Regions from separate parts of the Homo sapiens genome. Here all the other regions are linked to region 1. Evidence: chromatin loops called from intact Hi-C (ENCODE). Cell type or tissue: PC-9. All regions are shown on one strand.

What was found. A loop is a pair of places that touch in the nucleus more often than their neighbours do. Peaks named below come from ENCODE experiments on the same cell type or tissue, not always from the same donor. Only the 100,000 strongest peaks of a DNase experiment are listed, where the experiment ranks them.
Region 2: it touches region 1 in a loop (2.2-fold over the local background); 19 of 110 quality-filtered maps call a loop at or near these places.
Region 3: it touches region 1 in a loop (4-fold over the local background); 2 of 110 quality-filtered maps call a loop at or near these places.

Annotation. Positions count from the first base shown.
Region 1 is chr12:109,947,654-109,955,653 of GRCh38, forward strand. GIT2 (GIT ArfGAP 2) reads right to left here. Exons shown (of 20, transcript NM_057169.5): 13 at 5,439-5,581; 14 at 3,514-3,663. Among named protein-coding and RNA genes, the nearest start is that of GIT2, 45 kb to the right of the region's middle. RefSeq lists an enhancer at 1-418. In PC-9, no CTCF peak of the experiment used is centred here; DNase peaks (open chromatin) are centred at 3,628 and 4,278; H3K4me3 peaks cover 565 bases; H3K27ac peaks cover 2,201 bases.
Region 2 is chr12:109,999,115-110,007,114 of GRCh38, forward strand. ANKRD13A (ankyrin repeat domain 13A) reads left to right here and starts at 316. Exons shown (of 15, transcript NM_033121.2): 1 at 316-670. The coding sequence starts at 575. It also overlaps a transcript of GIT2 not described here. RefSeq lists enhancers at 40-229, 6,396-6,535 and silencers at 310-429, 440-529. In PC-9, no CTCF peak of the experiment used is centred here; DNase peaks (open chromatin) are centred at 27, 2,677, 3,687, 4,057 and 1 weaker place; H3K4me3 peaks cover 1,641 bases; H3K27ac peaks cover 3,092 bases.
Region 3 is chr12:110,035,785-110,043,784 of GRCh38, forward strand. ANKRD13A (ankyrin repeat domain 13A) reads left to right here. Exons shown (of 15, transcript NM_033121.2): 14 at 477-544; 15 at 1,575-3,979. The coding sequence ends at 1,770. C12orf76 (chromosome 12 open reading frame 76) reads right to left here. Exons shown (of 2, transcript NM_001389625.1): 2 at 5,393-6,675. The coding sequence ends at 6,590. Among named protein-coding and RNA genes, the nearest start is that of C12orf76, 8.7 kb to the right of the region's middle. RefSeq lists an enhancer at 6,715-7,228. In PC-9, CTCF peaks have their summits at 7,591 (motif pointing right) and 7,796; DNase peaks (open chromatin) are centred at 3,477 and 7,587; H3K4me3 peaks cover 1,330 bases; H3K27ac peaks cover 3,109 bases.

The sequences.
Region 1 (8,000 bases):
CCCTTTCTTCTGGATTGGGTGAAACACAATCAACTCCCTTCATCACGTAAGCAAATTAAATAGCTTCATTTCTGAATGTGGAAAAGTTGTGGTTTGGACTTCCTCAAAACAAAATGTCTAACCACTTTAAAATTTGTCATGGTGGGGCTGGGAAATGTTTGCAGGCAAGCTGTACACTGGATTATTACTAAGGCTGTTTCAAGCAAGAGTTCGAGATCATTAAAACATCATTTAGGTAACTTGCTTTTCAAATGAGCCCTGAGCAATTTGTAAAGGCCAAAAATGACAGCAGACACCATGGAAGCAGCACAAAGATGACTAGGGTTGCTTTGCAAAGCAAGAAAGACAGAAGTTCAGCTTGTGAAAAATCAGATCGCCTATTGCTTTCCAAAAAGCCAACAAGAAAAATTATGATCAACAAGTTTTTATTACATAATACTCTTGATATTCCAAACAATTCAGCACTTTGTAAAAAAAAAAAGAAAAAAGAGAAAACCGGATCATGGTAAGTTTGCTATATTAACATATCACGAAGAAAACTGGAAACCTATTGATCTATGGAATTGACATCTTCGCATGGATGCTCCACGCAGCACGCTTGCTTCCGTCTGGTGAGTGATCATCTTTCGGCCAGGGCTGGAATATTTGGCCTTTCTCTCCTTTGGCTTTGTCACCCAAAAAACACGACCTCAGTGGTGTCAGCTTTGAACATGCTAATCTGCCTGGCACCACCCCATTTTAGAGACTGTCACTTGGAGGCCCTGAATGCTCCTTCCATTCCTCACATGCAGGCTGCTCCATGGTGCTGGATGGATTAGAGTTAAGGGGTCAGCAGGGAATCGTGTTACTCTTTGGCATCTGGCATTTTAAACACCATTCACCACGTCCATTCTGCGCAGGGTCCTTCCCTTCTGGTGCGCCTTCATCTTCCATGGACATTCTATAAGCTGGGTGTGGTGTGAGTTCAGCTGTCTACTCTTTGACAGAGATTGTAAAATCTGACCAAATTCCCCACCAGTGCCAAGGTTTAAGTCCACAAGCAACTGTTTGCACCAGAAGATCATTACTTTTTCAGTAGCAAACCCATTCAATGTTAGGAGTTACTTTCAATTTTTATTTAGAAAGCACCAATCTGTGAAAAATACACCAATAGTAGTTGCTCCTCTTCATTAATTAGCATCTTTTCCAAGCAACTGTTAAATGTGAAAGATCAGATACAAATCATGCTACTTTGTCAACTTTATGTATATTAAAAACTTTACCCAACTTTGAAATATAATCAATACATCTTTGCTAAATAAACAAATTCCATATACTTTATATTAATCATGCCAAACTGCTGTGAAAGTGTGACTTACTGCCTCTTCCACAAAAAGACCACTCATTCTGTTTCTCTGAAGAGCAAGCCATTACAGAATGATAGAATGCTTTTATATCACAAAGGCTGGCAGGGTATAGCTCATATCTGCAATTCCCTTTCCAGGGAAAGAACAGCTGCAAAGCAGCTGACAAAGCAGCCCTGAACATTTCTACATTCCAGGATACAGACAGGCATGAAGTGCCTGTTGAAACTATTCATTAGAGAACCCAGGGCCTAGAGTGAAATGGTCAAGGTTCAAGGACTGAGGTGTGTAACTGACACAGGTCCCTCAATGGGGCACTGGTGCATGTGATCACGTGTTTGTCTGTATAAAAAGCCTCTGTGGCAGTTATTTAGTTAAGGCCTTGAAATCTGAAACTTTATCCTAACACTTTTCATGCCTGGATTTTGTCTGAATGTGTTCTCATGAGCACAAGTTCTTGGTTTCAATTTTTAAAAATGTTAGTACTCTGTATTTAGAGAGATGTCTTCACATAAATTTTAATGACGTTTATCTTAATAAGAACCAGGCTACACTTTTTTATTTGGAAGGAGTATAAGGGAAAATAAAAAGTTATAGACAATTCAATAGTTTCAGAAATCAAAAGCACTTCTAAGAATTGATGAGATAATCAATAAGCAAAAGCAAATAATTTCACTTTGCATTTCTCAAAGAAGCTCAAGACATTTGCTTTCAGAGATAATGAGGCTCTCTCTGGTGATTTCCAAAAATACTAAAAGAAGCATTGTTAGATTTTAAAAGGTGATGTGCAGCAGATTGATTTACAGTGGCAAAATCAGCATGTTTCAGAAATAGTCACCTGGTCAAAATTATTAGTCCAATTAATGGAACAAACTATAATCCACTAAATAAAATATATTCCAAAGAAGGCAAAGAAAATACAGGTCCTGTATGTTATGACAAAGGGGCTCTCGGTCTGTCTCGTTTACAGCTGCACGGCAGCCCTAGACAGGGCTGGGAGACACAGAACAAGTGTCTGTTCGTTTAAGGCTAGCTGATCTTAAGCATTCTTCATTCCCTGCTACTATAGGCATTAGAGCCATTTATTTCAAAAAGTCTCAAAAATGCTCTAGAAGTCAACATCAAAAGAATCCTAGACCAAACCCCAGGCAAAAGTGCACAGCAATTTCCTTCCCTAGTAAACAGAGGGGCATGGGCCCCTTTTTAGTTCTTCCACCTTCCTTTAGGAAGCAGCACTGAAAAGAGTCCAGGCACACATGGAGTGTGCCACGTCCTCAGGTCTTGAAAATGATTTGAAAACCTTACTTCTCAAATGACAGCCTAAAGACATAGATTATATATTTCATTTTGTTTCTGGTTAAGTAAAGTGTCCAAATCTCATTTTAGAGCTGAATGATGAGTGATACCCACAAAGTCATGGGCAAAATTTGCAATTTTTCGAATTCCCTTATTTAGCCATCTCATAAGGAGTTGCATACACAATCCCCCTCCTACTAAGGGTATTCCTTGCTACCATCAACCACACTCCTTTTAGGGATTAATATATTCACACGGTTCTGATTCTCTCAAAAGGTAATGAATGAGAAAATGCTGAGCAAATGAGATTGTTTTTTACCAGTGTGCAGCTCTTCCTAGTACAAATGAAATGTTTTTTCTTATTTTTTGAGCACCTACTCTGTGGCAGGCCCTCCTGTAGGCTCTGGGGATAATACAAGTTAGTAGTAAAAACTGGTGAGCAATAAGGTGGGGATGTGGGATAGGGCTGCCAGGGTGGGAGCAGGGTTTGAATGCTGATAAACATGCCCCTGCCCAGGGCTCTCATTGGCTCTGTCTCCATGGTGTGATCATCCTTCCCTAGCAATGGGAAGAATCACATCCATGGAGCCCCATCCAGGTTTCCAGGAAGCACAGAATAGTCCAAGGGTTATTCTAATGGGCACAAATGCTTAAATAGATGTTAGGTTTCTCCTACCTGGGGAACTTACTCTGGATATATTTCATTTTAAATATCCAAATACATCCTGCTTCAAAAAGACAACTTGGCCCAAAGATTTCTAAGGCTGTTACAATAACTGTTTTTCTTTCCTCGGACCACATCACAGTGCCTGAGATTCTTCCTTGTACTATGGGATTAAAGCGTCAACCGTCCTGGCATTTATTAACATGTTACCTTTTTCTGCATAATTCTCAGCTCGTCACTCAAGTTGTTATTCACCTTCATTAGCTGCTGTATCTTGGCCTCAGAAGCCACTAGAGCGTTTTTGACCTCCATAAATTCCTGTACAGTGACTGGTCCATCTGATAAATCTGAATCTAGGCTCTAAAAATAAATTGGGAAAACGTTCACAATCTGAGATGACGAGAACATTAAAGACTAACAGCTCAAGAATTTCAAATTCTGACCAAGCCAGCTGAATTGCAAAGTTAGTCAAACCAAATCAAGGCCTCTGAGAGTAATGCAAAACTAAAACATAAAAGTAGGGTCACTATACTATTTAAAAAATTTGAAAGTCAGTATTTTCTAATAGAACAGGCAGTGAGGCTACACATCTATGCTGACAATGACTGTCTAAGGAGGTCTGTCCTGTCTTGTAAGCCTTTCTCTCGTTCACTCTTGTTTTGTTTTTATTCATTCTTTCATTAATTCATTCATTCCAACATTTTCATTGAACATTAGGCAGTGTTCTAGGTGCTTGGGATATATTAGAAAAGAGACAAAGATTCCTGCTTCCATGGTGTTTATATTCCAACAGCATGAGAGAGTATATATATTGCATGATTGAGGGTGATGAGTGCTGTGGGAAAAGATAAGACAGAGCAGGGTAGGGGGCTGCATGTTAAGCGGGGAGCTGGGGTAAGCCTGTGAGTGGGTGAGAGGTGAGCAGAGCCCCAGGAGGTGAGGGGATGAGTCACATGAATCTGGAGGAAGAACATTCCAGCCTGCAGTGGAGCTCAGCTAGAGGGAGCAGGTGTGTGGGATGGACTGGGCAGGAGGCCAGGCGGTTGACAGAGGGCCTGGTCACAGAGGGTCTTGGAATGACCTCGGCTCTCACTGAGTGAACCAGGTGGCTTCCGGGAAGTCTGCGCAGGGGTGTCCCCTGCATCTGCTAATGACGCCATCTTTCTCACAGTCATGTGGGCCGAAGAACTCCAAACAAATCTTCTATAAATCTGTCTCCCCACTTCAACCTTCCGACTTATTGCCAAGACTTTTCTATTCTACCTTCCTATTCATCCATTCTCAAATGATTGCCAAGCCCCTCTGTGGGTGTGTCCTGGGGGTCAGCAGAGGGTGCACAGCCTGGGGTCCTGCTGCCCTCTCCCCCAGCTCACACTCTGGTGCCGAGGTCTCTCCCACCCGCACCATCCTAGCATGGGTCCTTAGGTGGCCTGCATCAGCTCCAGTATGGATCTCTCCCTCCACTCTCTAACCCACCAGAAGAGTCCTCCCCAGACATGGCATCCTGGGCTCTGCACTGCCTGTGAGGCCCACTCTCTTCCGTCGGGTGTCATACCCCTCCTGCTGCAGCTTCGAGTCCCAACCTTTTTAGGCTGTCCCTATGCATGACCAGCTTCCCCTTAGATGCCCTGGTTTCACTTTCTTTCTGACTCCTCCACATGCCCCAATCCCAAGCGTCCCTTGAGGCGCATCTTAAGAGCTGTCCTATGACACAGCCCCACCTGATGCTCCCAGCCATAGATTCTCTCTCTGCTCACTCCCTCAGCCTGTGTGTGCTTCGTATGACACACATCACTTTGTGCCTTCTCCGCAGTTCTCTCTCTCCTAGGCAATGAGAGCCTCACAGGAAAGGGACGAGGCCTCATTCAGGAGAGTAATATCCAGAGAAGTCACTCAGTAAACACTTGTTGAATGAATAAAACACACCAATCACTCCTCACAAGTTTTATAAAGTCTCAACTGCAGCAGGGCTGTGATGCAGGGACAAGGATCCCTATTTTAAAACCATTTAACCTTGTTTCACCTTTGCTTGGCCTGAGCTAGTAACAAACCCAACCTCACTGCACAGCAGCTTTGGCAGGGCTAGCCCTCAGCTGATGCGTGCTTGCCCTTCCATGGGACGCATGGCCTCTCACCTTCTGCCGGTTTGTTTTGCTTGCAGTGGTTTCCAAATCTGTGTCTTCGTCTGATGCCACGCTGTCATAGTCGGGCTGATCGTTGTCTTGACTCTCAACGCTGTGCTGGTTATTGATGGTTTTCAGTATGAGCTCCACATTGTCTATCAATAAAAGCAAACAACTTTACTTCAGGCTTAAAACATTGCTTTTCTTCCAAAAAACTACGGAGAGGATTTTTTGGTTTAGCCATTTAAAGGACTTAAAGGGCTGAATGCTGTGCTCTTGCCTGTAATCCCAGCATTCTAGGAGGCCAAGGAGGAGAACTGCTTGAGGCCAGGAGTTTGAGACCTACCTAGGCAACACAATGAGACTCCATCCCTACACAATAATTTAAAAATTATCCAGGCCTGGTGTCACAGGCCTGTAGTCCCAGCTACTAGCTACTCAGGAGGCTAAGACAGGAGGATTGCTTGAGCCCAGGAGATTGAGGCTGCAGTGAACCATGACTGCACCACTGTACTCCAGCCTGGGCATCAGAGTGAGGCCCTGTCTCTAAGAGCAAAAACAAAGACAAAAACAAAATGAACAAGGACTGAAAAAAAATGACAGAAATGGCAACGTTATATTCACACCAATACAGAGATAACAGAAAAAGTTTTCAACCAGGTGGACAGCTACATAAGAGACTCCAGCATTCCTCTCATCTACCTGCCAAATATGGGCAAATTAAACAGATGGCTTAGGAAGGAACTGCTCAGATAAAGAAGGCAGGTTCCCAAGTTTCTAGAGATAGAGCCTAGCTCCAGGTCATGAAGATAAGGCTGTAGGTAATGGAAGATAAACTGTAATTCTATGAATACCTATAACATATTTACAAGGTAATGTCACTCAAAACAGAAAGCAAATTGTTAAACTGGAGCCAGAACCTAGGCACTCAAACAATAGAAGCACTGGGCCGGGCGCGGTGGCTCACGCCTGTAATCCCAGCACTTTGGGAGGCCGAGGCGGGCGGATCACGAGGTCAGGAGATCGAAACCATCCTGGTTAACATGGTGAAACCCCGCCTCTACTAAAAATACAAAAAGTTAGCCGGGTGTGGTGGCGGGCGCCTATAGCCCCAGCTACTCGGGAGGCTGAGGCAGGAGAATGGCATGAACCCGCTTGCAGTGAGCCAAGATCATGCCACTGCACTCCAACCTGGGCGACAGAGCAAGACTCCGTCTCAAAAAAAAAAAAAAGAATAGAAACATTGGCATTTAGTCAATTACCTGCATCTCAGCGAGAGAAAGAGATAAAGGAGAATGAATCAAACAAATACACATGTGCATGTTACAGGGAGTGTCTATCCCATAGGGAGCAGGGATTATTCTAGAGGATCTAATACACTTTGAACAAAAGATTTCACAAACTACCCAAGTCTCTCTGATTTCTTTCAGGCAACTCAAACTCTGACTTCTAATATTGTTTCCCAGAGATGTTGAGGAAACAATGGATGGATGATATCTGGGTGATGAATGGTGGTTATTTAAAAAGACTAGGTCCTAGCTGGGCGCAGGGGCTCACATCCGTAATCCCAGCACTTTGGGAGGCTGAGGCAGATGGATCACTTGAGGTCACGAGTTCGAGACCAGCCTGGCCAACATGGCAAAACCCCATCCCTACTAAAAATACAAAAATTAGCTGGGCGTGGTGGTGCACATCTGTAATCCCAGCTACTTGGGAGGCTGAGGCAGGAGAATCGCTTGAACCTAGAAGGTGGAGGTTGCAGTGAGCCAAGACTATGCCACTGCACTCCAGCATGGATGACAGCGAGACTCTGTCTCAAAAAAAAAAAAAATAATAATAATAATAAAGGATAGATCCTATTTTAACTGTTTAAATATTTTAAAACACATAAATATAATTACAGAATAGTCAATATATTCAATTTAGAAACTAATGAACAAGTAAGATAATCACTTATAGCCATTGTTATTTGTTGATCTATTTCTAGGTTTTTCTCCGAGCACTTATAGCCACACACAGTCAATTCTTGTTATGCTTGGTAGTTATGTTCTTTTCTTTTTTTGAGACAGAGTCTCACTCTGTTGCCCAGGCTGGAGTGCAGTGGCGCGATCTTGGCTCACTGCAAACTCCGCCTCCCGGTTTCACGCCATTCTCCTGCCTCAGCCTCCTGAGTAGCTAAGACTACAAGCGCCCGCCACCACACCCAGCTAATTTTTTTGTATTTTTTTAGTAGAGACGGGGTTTCACCGTGTTAGCCAGGAAGGTCTCGATCTTCTGACCTCGTGATCTGCCCACCTCGGCCTCCCAAAGTGCTGGGATTACAGGTGTGAGCCACCGCACCCAGCCTCTTGGTAGTTATGTTCTAAAAAGTTGCTGTGACTTGGCCAATATTAGATCAGTGCTTCTGGGGTTATCAACCAATCAATATATAACCTTGTTCTACGTGTGTTTCTGTTTAAAGATACCTTATTTAATACATAGTATTGATTCATTAACATTGAACTCATGGCCAACGGCACTATAAATCATGCCTGAATGATGCTTATTTAACACACATTTCTCCGTAGGGCACAT
Region 2 (8,000 bases), 51 kb after region 1:
TGGTCCGGGGCTCAGTTGTCACCCCCTGACTTCAGAGCCAATGGAAGAGGCCCAGTTGTGGACCGAACCACATGGGGCTACTGGAGCAGGGGGAAAGAAGCTGGGGACAGGTAGACGGAACTTTCCGCGTGGAGATCTTTGGCCAAGAGAATGAGCCTCAGCTCTGTTCTGTGGGCTGCACTGAGTTTCTCGGTGTGAGCTGGAGGTGGGTGCAATGGCGCGGACCCCGGACCCGGTGCCCAAGGTCGCCTATCCCCGCCGCGGCATGCGGTGGTTCGCTCTCCGCACTTCCCTGTTTGGGGCAGTTAGGTCCGCAGAAGTCTGTCCGCGAGCTGTCAGCGCGGGCGGGAACGCCGCGGGGCGCGGGGTGGGCGCGGCCGACCTGGTCCCTGAGCCGGCCGGCGACCCCGGACCTCCCGCGCGCCCCGCACCCGACCGGCTCAGCCGGCCGGCAGCGTAACACGCCCTACGCTCGCTTGCTCGCCGGCCTCAGGGCAGGCAGGCGGGCGCGGGAGACCCCGCCGGGGCCGAGACTTGGGGCGGGCGACGAGGACCAGGTTACGGCCTCCTCGCCATGTCCTCGGCCTGCGACGCGGGCGACCACTACCCCCTGCACCTCCTAGTCTGGAAAAACGACTACCGGCAGCTCGAGAAGGAGCTGCAGGGCCAGGTGAGGGGCGGGGCGGGGGTCCGTCTCCCGGTGGGGACTTCGGGGAATCGGGGGTCGTTTCGCCTCCCTGAGCCCATTTCCAGCCCTCTGTCCCCGGGATCCCCAGACCCCTTCCACTTTGCAGGTGTGGGACAGTCCTAATAATAGGACACGTATCGAGTGCTTACCGTGCGACGGGCTTTTTAAATATCTTCTCTCTTCACCTTTCCAATAACGCTGGTGGGTAGGTACTGTTACTTTTCCACTGGACAGAGAAGGAAACAGGTCCTCAGACGCTACGTGCCTTGTGCGAGGCCGCCCCGCTGATAAATGCCAAGTCGGGATTTTAACTCGGGCCGGCTGGCTCCGGAATGCACCGTCTTAACCATTTTTAGGTTCTGCTGCCTCAAAGACGTAAGAATAGCACACTCTCCTTGTTGTAAGGAAGGGCTTGGTTGGTTTTGGAGTCCAGGTTCTAACTCGCCCTGTGACCTTGGGCAAGGCATTTTCCCTCTCTGGCCGACGTTAACTTAGCTGTAGAATGAGGATGTTGGTGCTGGGGCAGAACCCAACACTTGACTCTATTGATAGGTCTGGGGTGAGGTCCAGGTGCCGCATTTTTAACAAACTCCCCAGGGAGGCTGATACCTAGCAAAGTTTGAGAATCACGGGTTCTCAGGCTCCTTAAAATCCCTTCCTGTTCTAAAGTGCTTTGATGCTTTAATCTTTTCATTATTGCTATCTCTTTAAAGCAGTAGTGCTCTCAGTTGGAGGTGATTTTGCACCCACGACCCCCCGGGGACATTTGGCAATGTATGGGACATTTTTGGTTGTTGAAAGTGGGGAGTGGGTGCTTCTGGTAGTGGGTAGAGGCCGGTTATGCTGCTCAACATCCTACAATGGCCAAGACAGCCCCCCGCAACTAAGACTTCTCCGGCCCCCAAAGCCGACAGCGTCTTGGTTGAGAAACTCTGCTTTTCTTTCTTTCCTTCTTTTTTTTTTTTTTTTTTTGAGACTGAGTTTCGCTCTTGTTGCCCGGGCTGGAGTGCAATGGTGCGATCTCGGCTCACTGCAACCTCCGCCTCCTGGGTTCAAGCGATTCTTCTGCCTCAGCCCCCCAAGTAACTGAGATTACAGGGATGCACCACCACGCCCGGCTAATTTTGTATTTTTAGTAGAGATGGGGTTTCTCCATGTTGGTCAGGCTGGTCTCAAACTCCCGACCTCAGGTGATCCGCCCGCCTCAGCCTCCCAAAGTGCTGGGATTACAGGTGTGAGCCACCACGCCTGGCTGAGAAACTCTGCTTTTAAAGTCTCCCAACAATTCTGGGAGGTATTGGTGCCCTCAAGTTTCAAGCTAACAAACTTAGCAGTTAGGATGAGGATTTGTGATTACCCCTGAAATCTAGTATGGTTGTTCTTGTTGACTTCATACATTTTATCCAGTGTCTTACAGACCTGGTTTTTGAATGGCTCAAAATTGGTGCTATAATTGTCAAGAAATTGTAGAGGAAGAGGAGGATTGTTTGTCTTATGGTTGACAAAAATTGAGAAGGTTAGCATTACTCCATTTGGTGAATGGGTGCTGCAAGCTGTGTGCTTGCAACCTGCCATATTTAAGGTGGTTGAGCCCTCACCGAAGTCCAAAATTACCCTCTTTTCTTTTCTGTTTCTTTTTTTTTTTTTTTCTTTTTGAGATGGAGTCTCGCTCTGTCATTCAGACTTGAGTGCAGTGGCGCGATCTCAGGTCACTGCAACCTTCGCCTCCCGGGTTCCAGCGATTCTCCTGCCTCAGCCTCCTCAGTAGCTGGGATTACAGGCTAATTTTTGTATTTTTAGTGGAGGTGGTATTTTGTCATGTTGGCCATGCTGGTTTCAACCCCTGGCCTCAAGCAATCCGCCCACCTCTACCTCCCAAAGTGCTGGGATTACAGGCATGAGCCACTGTTGCCGGCCTTTTTTCATTTAAAAAGAATTCCAGATACGATAAACTTTTGTGAGAGTCATCGTTCTTAATTAGATGACAGACCAACTATTTAAGAGTTAAGGAGATATGACACATGCCCTCAGACTAAATGATTCACCATTAGGCATTTTAGTATACTGATCATTTAATTCCTTTTCTATTACTAGACATGGTACAGAGGTAAAAACTGTAAGACTCAGCTAGGACACTTTAAAAATGACCAGTTTTGGTTTTTAGGAATCTACTTCTTTTGGTGCCCAGGCTGGTCTTGAACTCTTGTACTCAAGTGATCTGCCCGCCTCAGCCTCCCAAAGTGCTGGGATTACAGGCATGAGCCACTGTGCCTTGCCCAAATCCTGTATTCTTAACCCCTACTATACTTCTTTCAGTAAAAATGACTTCATTTCAAGATTATGGAGAATAAATAAGGAAGATAATGGACCTGAAAGTGCAGGCATATGGTAATTGGAAACAATATTTACTAGTAGCTGCTGCTATTATAATCATCATTTGTAAACCTGGGGATTGAGCTTTTTTGCTCTATATTCCAGTTTTTCTGCAAGGAAGATGTATTGATTGCATAATTAAAAACAAAAAATTCTTAAGTCCGGGCACGGTGGCTCATGCCTGGAATCTCAGCACTTTGGGAGGCTGAGGCAGGCAGATCGCCTGAGGTCAGGAGTTGGAGACCAGCCTGACCAACACGGTGAAACCCCGTCTCTACTAAAAATACAAAAATAGCTGGATGTGGTGGCACGTGCTTGTAATCCCAGCTACTCAGGAGGTTGAGGCAGGAGAATCGCTTGAATCCAGGAGGCTGAGGTTGCAGTGAGCCAAGATCGTGCCACTGCACTCCAGGCTGGGAGACAGAGCGAGGCTCCGACTCAAAAAACAAAAAAAACCCAAAAAATTCTTATCACCCCAGCAATAAAGTGGCTGTTTCCCTTAATGTTTTGTTTGCTGGTGAGTTTCTGCTGTCAGTTTCCTCATTCCGTCTATCACCTGATTGAGACTTGGAGCATGTATACTGATAGCTGTAAGAATTTTTTTCCAGGTTTTTTGTTCCTGTTCCAGGAACAGCAACACAAGAAAGAATCAAGTTTATCCAGATGAAGAGGATAAGCACGTGTTTCTGTGTGTGTGAGCCAGCCCCAATCCCACTGTCTCACTAATAGCAGGCAGTTGTGTAACTATGCCAACTACCAGATTGTTTCAGGCCTTCATTTGATCAGCAGAGGCATTTAATAAAGTGCCTCTTAACCCATCAGCTCATTAATATTCAGTGGGGCCTTGAAGTTGGTTGCTGAAGTTGAAACTGTTTGTGTTCTGCTTATGTCGTTGGCCGCTTAGCTAAAGAAGTCTGTTAAACTTCTTTGGCCTTCTTACTGATGGTGAGACATGAACACTTAAGGGGACAGATGCAAAGGTGAGTCAGTGTACCTTAGACAGGGTTGGAAAACCTGGGTTGTGTGAGGTGGAGGGTGGCAAATGAGGCCTGACTCTAGAGCCAGGCTCCCTGTTTAGGAAGCCAGCAGGTGAAAAGTATAGCACCTAGGTAAGAGGAGGACATTCCTGGGGTTCTCACTCCAGCCTGGGGCAGGCCAGGTGAGGCCCCGGGCACAGATTCAAATCGCTGAGCCATGGGCTAGGCATCCAAGATGAAGAGCCTAGAGCCTGCTCTCCTCATGTGCCCCCTTGGTCATCGGGGGTTCAAGCTCACCTTAGGAAACTGGCCTCAAGATTCCTGTTTCCACTGACTCAGCGTGGGGGCCACACAGGACCAGGATGGTCTGAGAGTGAAGAGGAGTGAGGGTGGTTGTCTGTGTTGAGAGAGAGGAGGACTAGCCAGCAGCCTCTTGCTGGAGTCCCCCTAAAGGTGACAGTGAGTTTATGAAGCACTTCCTGCATGCCAGGTACCAAGGCACAGGGGAACTGATAATTCACCTGAGGCTAGTGGGCAAGCTGGAAGGGGTGTCCAGTTGTCTGGTTCTGCAGCCTGGCCTCAGAGCTCGGCAGGAGGATGGCAAGATAGTAAAGAGGGCTTTTGATTGAGGAGGCTGAGGTGGGGTCAGTGCTTGAGGACAGGAGTTCAAGACCAGCCTGGCCAATATAGTAAGACTCCGTCTCCTTAAAAAAAAATTTTTTTTGGCTGGGCACGGTGGCTCACGCCTGTACTCCCAGCTCTTTGGGAGGCCAAGGCAGGTGGATCATGAGGTCAGGAGTTCAAGACTAGCCTGGCCAACATAGTGAAACCCCATCTTTGCTAAAAATATGAAAAATTAGCTGGGCATGGTGGCGGGTGCTTGTAATCCCAGCTACTTGGGAGGCTGAGGTGGGAGAATCGCTTGAACCTGGGAGGCGGAGGTTGCAGTGAGCCAAAATCGCACCATTGCACTCTAGGCCCGGCAACAGTATGAGACTCCATCTCAAAAAAAAAATAAATTTTTTTTAAGGCTTTTGAGCAAGAAAAGTGGATGAGCTGAAATGAGCAAATAGGAAGGAAACTCCTAGTTAAAGGAGGATGGGTATTTTTATTTGGGTATAGCTCATGGCTAAAGAAACTTAAAAGGAAAACCTAAATGATCAGTTTCGAAAGTGAATTCCAGCCGGGCGTGGTGGCTCAGGCCTGTAATCCCAGCACTTTGGGAGGCCGAGGTGGGCGGATCACCTGAGGTCGGGAGTTCGAGACCAACCTGACCAACACAGAGAAACCCCGTCTCTACTAAAAATACAAAATTAGCCAGGCGTGGTGGTGCATGCCTGTAATCCCAGCTACCCGGGAGGCTGAGGCAGGAGAATTGCTTGAACCTGGGAGGCAGAGGTTGCAGTGAGCCAAGATCTCGGTGAGCTAAGATTGCACCATTGCACTCCAGCCTGGGCAACAAGAGGGAGACTCTGTCTCAAAAGAAAAAGTGAATTCCAGCTAAATTCTGAAACTCCTTGTTCTCTGAACTCATATTATTAGTTGAAGATTCTAAGCCCCACTAATAACTGTAATGCAATTTGAGCAAATCCCTTTTAGGGAGAAAGTGACAGCTATATGAAACTACATAGTGTGGGCGTATGATAATAACAGGTAACTCTTCTCAGCACTTACTGTGGTGTCAAGCACCGTGCTAAGTTAAGGACTTTCCCCTTGTAAGAACTGTAAGGTAGGTTTTTTTTATTGTTCAGTTTTACAAGCGAGCAAACTGAAGCTCAGGAGGAATTAAGCAACTTGTCAAACAGTACATGAGAGATTCGTTTTATGTATTATGTATAAACATATACAGATTGATTTTTTCAAAAGATTTTTATTGCGATATAGTTCACTTATATAATCTACATTTAAAGGTTATTCAATGGTTTTTAGTATATCTGCTGAGTTATGCAACTATCACTACTGTCAAATTTCAGAAATTTTTTTCTTTTTCTTTCTTTTTTGTTTTTTTGTTGTTTTTGAGACAGGGTCTCACTCTCTTGCCTAGGCTGGCACCATCACAGCTCACTGCACCCTTGACCTTCTCGGCTTAAGCAATCCTCCCACCTCAGCCTCCCAAATAGCTAGGACTGCAAGCAAGCACTACCACGCTTGGCTAATTTTTAAAGATTTTTTTGTAGAGAAAATGTGTCCCTATGTTGCCCAGACTGGGCTCAAGCAGTCCTCCTGCCTTGGCCTGCCAAAGTGCTAAGATTACAGGTGTTAGCCACTGCACCCACCCTGTAATATTTTCCTCACCCGAAAAAGAAACCCCATACCTGTAGTAGTCACTCCTCATTTCTCCCCAACCCCTCCAGCCCAGGCAACCTGCTAACCTACTTCCTGTCTCTAGATTTGCCTATTCTGGACATTTCATATAAATAGAATCATATGTGGCCTTTTGTTTCTTCTTTTACTTAGCATAATGTTTTGGAGGTTCATCTACGTTGTGGCATGTTTCAGGTGCTTAATTCCTTTTTATCACTGAATATATTCCATTGCATGGATGTACTATGTTTTGTTTGTTAGACGAAAATGTTTCTCCGTTTGTCAGTTGATGGACATTTGGGTTGTCGCCACTTTTTGGCTATTATGAGTAACGCTGCTGTGTGTATTTGTGTATATGTTTTTGTGGGTTTCCTTTTTTTTGAGACAGCTTGCTTTGTTGCCCAGGCTGGAGTGCAGTGGCATGATCTCAGCTCTCTGCAACCTCTGCCTCCTGGGTTTAAGCGATTCTCCTGTCTCAGCCTCCCTAGTAGCTGGGATTACAGGTGTGCACCACCACGCCTGGCTAATTTTTGTATTTTTAGTAGAGATGGGGTTTCACCATGTTGGCCAGGCTGGTCTTGAACTCCTGACCTCAAGTGATCAGCCCACCTTGGCCTCCCAAAGTTCTGGGATTACAGGCATGAGCCACTGCACCCAGCCCCATGTATAAGTTTTTGTATGGGTATATGTTTTCATTTATCTTGGGTATATACCTTGGAGAGGAATTGCTGGGTCATGTAGTTACTCTATGTTTTAACTTTTTGCGGAACTGCCAGCAATTTTTCGAAGTGGCTGCACTATTTTACATTTCCACCAGCAGTGTATGAGATTCCAGTTTCTTCACATCCTTGTCAACACTTGGTATTATCTGTTGTTTTGTTTGTACGCATCCTAGTGGGTGTGAAGTGGCATCTCATTGTGGTTTTGATTCGCATTTCTCTTATGATTAATGATGTTGAGCATCTTTTCATGTGCTTATTGGCAATTTGTGTATCTTCCTTGGAGAAATGTCATCTCAAATCCTTTGCCCATTTAAAAATTGAGTTATTTGACTTGTTGAGTTGTAAAGGTTCTTTGCATATTCTGGATAGTAGGCCCTTATCAGTATGTGATTTGCAAATATTTTCTCCCATTCCATGGGTTGTCTTTTTTTTTTTGAGATGGAGTTTCGCTCTTGTTGCCTAGGCTGGAGTGCAATGGTGTGATCTCGGCTTACCACAACCTCCGCCTCCCAGGTTCAAGCAATTTTCCTGCCTCAGCCTCCCGAGTAGCTGGGATTACAGGCATGCGCCACCATGCCTGGCTAATTTTGTATTTTTAGTAGAGATGGAGTTTCTCCATGTTGATCAGGCTGATCTCGAACTCCCTACCTCAGGTGATCCTCCCGCCTTGGCCTCCCAAAGTGCTGGGATTATAGGGATGAGCCAATGAGCTCAGCCAAAATTTTGTTCTTTTGCATGTAGATATGCAGTTGTTCAAGCGGCACTTGTTGAAAGGACAGTTCTTTCCCAATGAATTATTTTGGCACCCTTGTTGAAAATCAATTGACCATAAATGTGTGGGTTTATTTCTGGACTCTAAATTGTATTCCATTGACCTGTATGTCTGTCCTTATGCCAGTACCACGTTGTCTTGATTGCTGTAGCTTTGTGTAGTAC
Region 3 (8,000 bases), 88 kb after region 1:
GTGCACCTGTATTCCCAACTAGTCAGGAGGCTTAGGTGGGAGGATTTCTTGTGCCCTGGGGTCAAGGCTGCAGTGAGCTACGATCACATCACTACCCTTGAGCCTGGACAACAGAGTGCGACCCTGTCTCTAAAAAAACAAAAACCTGCTTTGGTCACTTGAACTTTGCCCAAGGTCAGCTGTGTTTTTGCTTTTCGTTGTGTATATCTTCCACGTGGGTTAGCTGTATTTAAGAGACTGATTTTGTACAAAGGATGAGAAGGTTGTGGCTGTGAGTTAGGCTGTGGCATGTTACTACCTCCCACTTAGGTGTTGTTTTTGAGGTAACCCAAGTCCCTGTTAGCTTTTCACACAGCACTATTGATAATGGTCATGGAAAGACTTTTAATTTGGTTCTTGCTGCCATCGTTTCCTTACCAGAATGGCACCAATTTCTCCTAAGACGTATTCATGTCTATCACATTTGTCTTTGCCAGGAACTTTCAGGACCAGCTTCGAATGGAGGGATCAGCCAGACAAACACCTATGACGCCCAGTATGAGAGGTGATTGACTGACGTGACTCTGGAATAAACCAGGGTGAACACAGGCCTGGACACAGGCGAGCAGACGCGTGGCACTGTGCATTTGGTCCTCAGGCAGATGTACGGTGCCACAAACTGGCAGGAAAGACTAGAAAAAGTAGGCCAGGAGCGGTGGCTCACGCCTATAATCCCAGCATTTTGGGAGGCCGAGGCAGGCGGATCACGAGGTCAGAAGATTGAGACCATCCTGGCTAACACGGTGAAACCCTGTCTCTCCTAAAAAAAATACAAAAAATTAGCCGGGCATGGTGCCAGGCACCTGTAGTCTCAGCTACTCGGGAGGCTGAGGCAGGAGAATGGCAAACCCAGGAGGCGGAGCTTGCAGTGAGCCGAGATCGCGCCACTGCACTCCAGCCTGGGCGATAGAGCGAGACTCCGTCTCAAAAAAAAAAAAGACTAAAGTGTTGGCTCTCTTGCTTCCTCTTGTGGCAGTTACTTATAATAACTCTAGACTCTTGATAGCAAGTTTCCAGGAATGGGTGATAGAATTGCTGACTGGTTCACAGGTCAGTGCCATTGGGGGAAACGTACTGAGTCAGTTTTTTCTGATTGGTTTGATCTTCTATGAATGATGTATGATCACAGGGCCTAGATGTCCTCAGTGGGAAGTTTATATAATTGTAAAGATAAGGAAGTTTGGAGGAACAGCTCCAGAGATTACGGGAAAAACCGCGAGGATTCATTTTACGAAGACTTATACTTAAGGTGTCTATGAGAGCCTGTTGATGAAGAACCTGAGTTTTGCTTTAAAACAGATCCAAGTTCAATTCCCAGCCCTATCACTTACTGGTTGGGTGGTCTTGGGCAAGATTGTGGGGTTTCTCACCCGTATACAACACCTACACCGCCAGTTATGTGGGATTAATTGGCATCATGCATATTAAATGCCTGGCACAGTGTGCCCTTGGTAAGCGGTTAAGAAATGTAGTTACTGCTGCCACCATGATGATGATAGTAGTGACTCTCCCTTTTTATCTGTTTTCCAACCCAGGGCCATCCAGGAGAGCCTCCTCACCAGCACAGAAGGCCTGTGCCCCAGCGCCCTGAGCGAGACAAGCCGTTTTGATAATGACTTGCAGCTAGCCATGGAGCTCTCTGCCAAAGAGCTGGAGGAATGGGAGCTCCGGCTCCAGGAGGAAGAGGCTGAGCTCCAGCAAGTCTTACAGCTGTCACTCACTGACAAATAGACCTTTCAGCCTGTGAGCCTCTGCACAAAGCAGAGGCTGTGGGCTGTCACAGATGCTGTGTCAACCAGGGCCCTAGGGCTAAGGGCCTGCACCTTGCGTGCATGCAGCAGGCAACAACTGCCCCTTCTTTATGCAGAGGTGCAGAACCAGGGACTCCTGGGCCCATCCAGGCTGCTCCCTGGGGTGGAGAAGGGACCAGGGATTGCAGGCCCCATCTCCAGGCTAAGGGGAGGAGAGCATCATCACTTTCCATTAGCTGTATTGGCTTGCAGGTCACATTTTTACTACCAGCTTTAGACAAAACCCCAATCCCCGCAGGTTTGTAGATAAATTTTTATCAAGGAGTGATAACAAGACAAGTTATTGCAGAGTCAGGGTGCTTTTATATATAAGAGCAGCAGCCGCCTTTGTAAAGTGTGATCTATGAGAATTGGAGACACTTCTTTACTGTTCACCAAAGAAATGGGTAATCTGTGCTGATCTCCTTATTTTTACCTTTTTACAGGGTTTCTAGGACATTGTCATTATTCTTCCTCCATCTATCTGATTCCATTCCTTCCACACCCAGCTAAAGTTAGAGGAGATACATATAGAATCTATTTTAGATTATTGTTAACTATTTGCATCAAATTAAGATACACAAATGGCCATGGATGTTGCCTTAGCCTTAAACATTACTAATAGTTTCACATCACCTCACTGCACGCATCGAAGGATCTGATTTGAATTTGTAAAGGCAATTCTTTTGAGAGCAGGATTCTCCAGGCTAAATCAAAGGCAGCTAATCCTGTCCCTGAAGGAGCAGCTAGGGGAACCTGAGGCTTGTTCTTGAAGTGGGCAAGCTGGCCAAAATATTGGAACACACAGAACCAAACCAGGTGTGTTCTACACCTGCATGAGTGAAGGATTTCCACGTAGACACCTAGGAAGAGCCCGCATGCCCTAGACTCACTCCAGAGGAAGGATTGATTTGCAACCAGAAAGGGAGCTGAAAACCACGGAGCTCCATGGCTCTTCATTCAAAAGGGAAAATAATGATTCCACGTTGCTTTTTAGAGTTCAAATCAACATCTTTCTGGATAAATCTATTTTTTAACAATCTTTTTATTATTTGTAAAAGATATAAAAACAACTCCCATCAGTAGCAATACAAGGTTATACATTTTAACCAGATTTTCTCAGGCCTTTTTTGGATACCTTTAGTAGTTAACTCTCTTTTGTCAAACCCTCTTGTATATAACCATCGCACAACATACAGAACCCTGGGGAATACAGCCAAGGGCACTGCTCACTGTGGCCCGTGTATTCATTCCCACAGGCTGCACTGAAATAACCTGGTAAACAACACCCTCCTCCATTTTGCGTCTATTTCTTCTATTGTGCTTCTTTGGGGATAGGAAGAGAAACATAACTACTGTTCCAGGTAACGTCTGTATCATACAGTTAGTGTTGCCAGTGAAACGTTCCCAGATACAAAGAATTGTGCTTTTAATTCCATTTCACAATCTGTTTTGTTTTTTTTTTTTGTCATTGTCTGACCAAAATTCCTTCTGCACATGAGGCCAGTATAGGCAACGTCACATTTGTTTGTTTCAAATATGCAGTGTGGTATTTTGTTTACTTTGCATTTACCGTGAGCAAAGATACTTCTTGGAATGGCTGCAGTGAGGCCGTGTCATTGGCTCACAAAAGTGACTCATAGGTAATTTCTGTGTTTGCATTCCACTGCTCTGCTCCCTAAGGTCCTTGACTTTCTCCCCAGGAATTCACTTAAAAAGGGACTGAGCATTGTGTCAACCTGTTGCAGTGTTTTTCATATATGTGTTCACTCTAAAAATGCAAATAAAGACTGCTTCCTTAGAGGGTGCTCATACAAAATTCCAGTCTTTGAGTCTTTTTCCTTTTCAGTTTTTTCTAGTCACTGGATGTACCCACACTTCCTGTTACGTATGTCAGTAGAACATTAGAATGCCTCACTTCGCTCAGTTCATCACTGCAAAGGTGGCATGCTCCTCCCAGCCTTCCTGCCCAGGTTAACAAGCCCCATGCTGCTTGTTTCAAATGGCAACTAAAAGCAAGCCAGTGTTGGGCTGTTCTGACACCTCTGTGGTCCTCCTGGAGGGGAACTGGCTCTTGTGGGGTAAGGGAAGCCCAGCCAACATCAAAGCTCTGCATCAATGCTATCCCTTGAAGCCAACTGCTTTGTGAGGCTGTTCCTAGAAGTCCAGATGATAAGGCTTCCAAACTCTTCCTATATCTAAATAAGCGGGTATTAAAAACAACAAAGGCAGTGGCCAGTAGAAATGTATGGGTTCCAGAAATGAGGCTGTATTTCTGGGAAGATGTAAAGGAGCTGCTTTGCTTTTAGGGGAAAGTAGATATCAATACTTTGAAGCCACAAGGACACTATGAAGAAAACCATTACTCTTTCAGGTCAAGAGGTGCAATGACTATGGATTATTTAAAAACTGAAAAGCTAAGCTTGAGTGGCCCAATATCAGCAGGAAGTGGTTTTTTTTTTTTGTTTGTTTGTTTTCCTGAGACGGAGTTTTGCTCTTGTTGCCCAGGCTGGAGTGCAATGGCGCGATCTTGGCTCACTGCAACCTCTGCCTCCCGGGTTCAAACGATTCTCCTGCCTCAGCCTCCCGAGTAGCTGGGATTACAGGCGTGTGCCACCATGCCTGGCTTATTTTTGTATTTTTAGTAGAGACGGGGTTTCACCATGTTGGCCAGGCTGGTCTCGAACTCCTGACCTCAGGTGATCCACCCGCCTCGGCCTCCCAAAGTGCTGAGACTACAGGCATGAGCCACCGCACTCGGCCAGAAACTTTAATTGAGCAACTTCTGCACGTTAGACACTGCTAGGAACTAAGTTCCTAAGGCACTCTGCTCTATAAACAAGCTTGTCACACTACATAAACGTGGCATGTCAAGGGATTGAAAGTCTGCTCTAAATAATGACAGGAAAGGGAAACTGCCATAACTGCCAGCTTGGTCGCAGTCTCCTGCTGACCACAAATGACATCAAGGAAGATGAACTGGATGTGGAGATTTCAAGTGATTCAGTGGTACAGTGAGTGATGAAGTTCAAAGTACCACCTAGGCCTCTGTTTAGAAATATGTGTAGGTTTAAGCCTGAGGTCCAGGTGGAAAAAAATACAACATGCTGATATGACTCCACAGTCACTAAATCATAGGCAGCACTAGGAGACTTTTATCTCAACTTTAGGCCAGGCGCAGTGGCTCACGCCTGTAATCCCAGCACTTTGGGAGGCCAAGGCAGGTGGATCACCTGAGGTCAGGAGTTTGAGACCAGCCTGGCCAACATGGTGAAACCCCATCTCTACTAAAAATACAAAAAAATTAGCCAGGCATGGTGGCTCATGCCTGTAATCCTGGCTACTCTGGAGGCTGAGGCAGGAGAATCGCTTGAACCCGGGAGGTGGAGGTTGCAGTGAGCCAACAATGCACCATTGCACTCTAGCCTGGGCAACAGGAACCAAACTCCGTCTCAAAAAAAGAAATTTCACTTCACAGAGCTTCTTTAAGTGATTAGATCAAATTCAGACACACACCTGCATTTCAAACACTTGGGAAATAACTGGTGGAGTAAAACAATATATAGGATTTTACTTTAGTTTTAATTGACGTTTTGCTCAAAAGCAAAGAACTGAACATTTCAATGGTTCAATGTTACAAGATTACAAACAAAATCCTTACACAGTTACAGTATCCTACTTCGGTTACTTCACATTAAATGCAGGTTGTTAAAATCAGTGCTGTGCTTGAACACAAGATAAGCATTTCAATTTAATAACAAAATTAAATCTAGCACCTTGAAATAAATATTGACGACAGCTTTATAAGTATGAAAGTATCATTTCAATAGGAGGAAAAAATCCAGTTCACCAACAGTGGAAACTAATAGCAGCATTTTCAAAGCTGAGATGAAATTTGTGTAAACACACACTGGCCCGCACAGTGGACATGCACTTCTGTTGGCTGGGCCCTCCCCACCCAGGGATGAACAGAGTGCCCACTGAGCCTTTTACATTCCAAATCTGGAAAGCTGCCTCAAGTTTCAGACCGTGGGCTAGAAAGACTCAAATGCAGGGCAAGGGAGATCAATGTGTTTAAGCAGGATGGGGTCCTTTTTGTAACAGGCCAACCTAGTAACATTTCCAGTCCAACTTCAGAGCATTCCAGGCCAAAGGTGCATATAGTAACAGGTCTACCTGATGTGACCCTGACTTCAGGGGGAGCACCTGAGTGCAGGGCAGGATGCAGGTGAGGAACGAGGGCCCAAGATCCCCACAGCTGACACCACTTTGCAACCAGCGCATTCTAGGCTAACTCAGGTGAGATTAAAAAAAAAAATCTGTGATTCTTAACCCACTGTAACCAAATGGTTCTTAAATAGGGAATGTCTGCATGGTAAGTCTCCTTCTTAATAACATTTTCAAGCATTAATGATGAGTTCTTTACAGTGTGGTTCTTACAGGCACTCACAAGGTTACCATGTTTTCTTTCTCATGAACACTCCATCTTTACACTGACCTTTGGAGCTTTCAGGTCTTACTTTTAACAAGTACAGTCAGAAACACTGAGAAGCGGACTCAGGGGCCAATTATTTGCGCTACAGTGTTAGGAAAAAATAATGTCTAGTACATGTTTTCTTCTAATTCATTTAGCATTTACCAACTGTCCAGACCAAAGGTCATTTCCAAGTAGGAAAGTTTTGGTTCCAACTTCTCCACTGGCCTGTGTGCAACACAACTTATCCTATTCCCAAATACTCATTGAAGAACTTGTCTGGCTGTCACCGACGCCGAATGGGCTTGTAGACACAAAATGCCATAAGGATGACAGTCACCAGCAGGATGCTGAAAATGGTTCCCATCAACACTGCAAAGGGAAAACAGGTTACTTCCTAATGGCAGCTCCAGGTTAGGCAATTCATCCACTCACTGCCAATGATTTATCAAATGCCACTTGCTGCCAGGCACTATGTCAAGTGCTGTGCAAACAGCTGTAAACAGATCCTCTCTCCAGTTGTCTCTAAATATAGTTGGGGGAGAAACAAACAGATGAGAGCATTTCACATAGCTTGATATACCGTGAAAAAAAAAAACAGTAACATGCTAGGGATGGAGACAGGGTGGGCAGCAAGAAGGGGGGACAGTCAGGAAGCATCCGAGGAGGAGACTCACAAACTAAGACAGGCCGAGTGTGGTGGCTCGTGTCTGTAATCTCAGCACTTTGGGAGGCCTAGGTGGGTGGATCACTTGAGGTCAGGAGTTCGAGACTAGCCTGGCCAACATGGTGAAACCCCGTCTCTACTAAAAATACAAAAATTGGCCAGGTGTGGTGGCATCCGCCAGCTACTCAGGAGGCTACTCCTGAGCTACTCAGCTACTCAGGAGGCTGAGGCAGGAGAATCGCTTGAACCCGAGAGGCGGAGGTTACAGTGAGCCGAGATTGCGCCACTAAGCGACAGAATGAAACTCCACCTCAAAAAAAAAAACAACAACAAAAAACTGAGACCTTACGAGTGAGGCTCTGCAGGGAGCATGCTGCAGGCCCACAGATCAGCTAAGGAAGGGCCTTGAGGCCAGTATAAGCCCAATACACTCAGTGAACAGAAGGGAGGCAACCAGGCAAGGAGTGCAGGAAGAGAGGCAGGAAATCAGGCCAGAAAGGAAGGCTGGGGCTGGTCTGTGCAAGGCCTTGGAGACCATGAAGAAAACACGGATTTTAAGTTTAAAGAGAAGCCACTAGGGGGCTGTAGGCAAAGGAATGACATCATCTGATTTAGTCGGAAAAAAAAAAAAAGATTCCTCTGGCTTTTGTGTGGAGAATTGTTTGACTATAGGGGAGCAAGAGAGCAGGATGCCCAACTATGCCTTTAAAGCCATTAATAAAAACCTGGAGATTCAATAAAGTATTTCAGTCTCAAGATGAGTCTTGACAGGGCCTTTTGAGCAAAGAAGCAACTAACTCACAAATCTGCTATGTTTGGCTGGGTGCGGTGGCTCATGCCTGTAATCCCAGCACTTTGGGAGGCCGAGGCAGGCGGATCACGAGGTCAGGAGTTCGAGACCAGCCTGGCCAATATAGTGAAACCATGTCTCTACTAAAAATACAAAAAAAATTAGCCAGGTGTGGTGGTGTGTGCCTGTAGTCCCAACTACTCAGGAGGCTGAGGCAGGAGAATTGCTTGAACCCAGGAG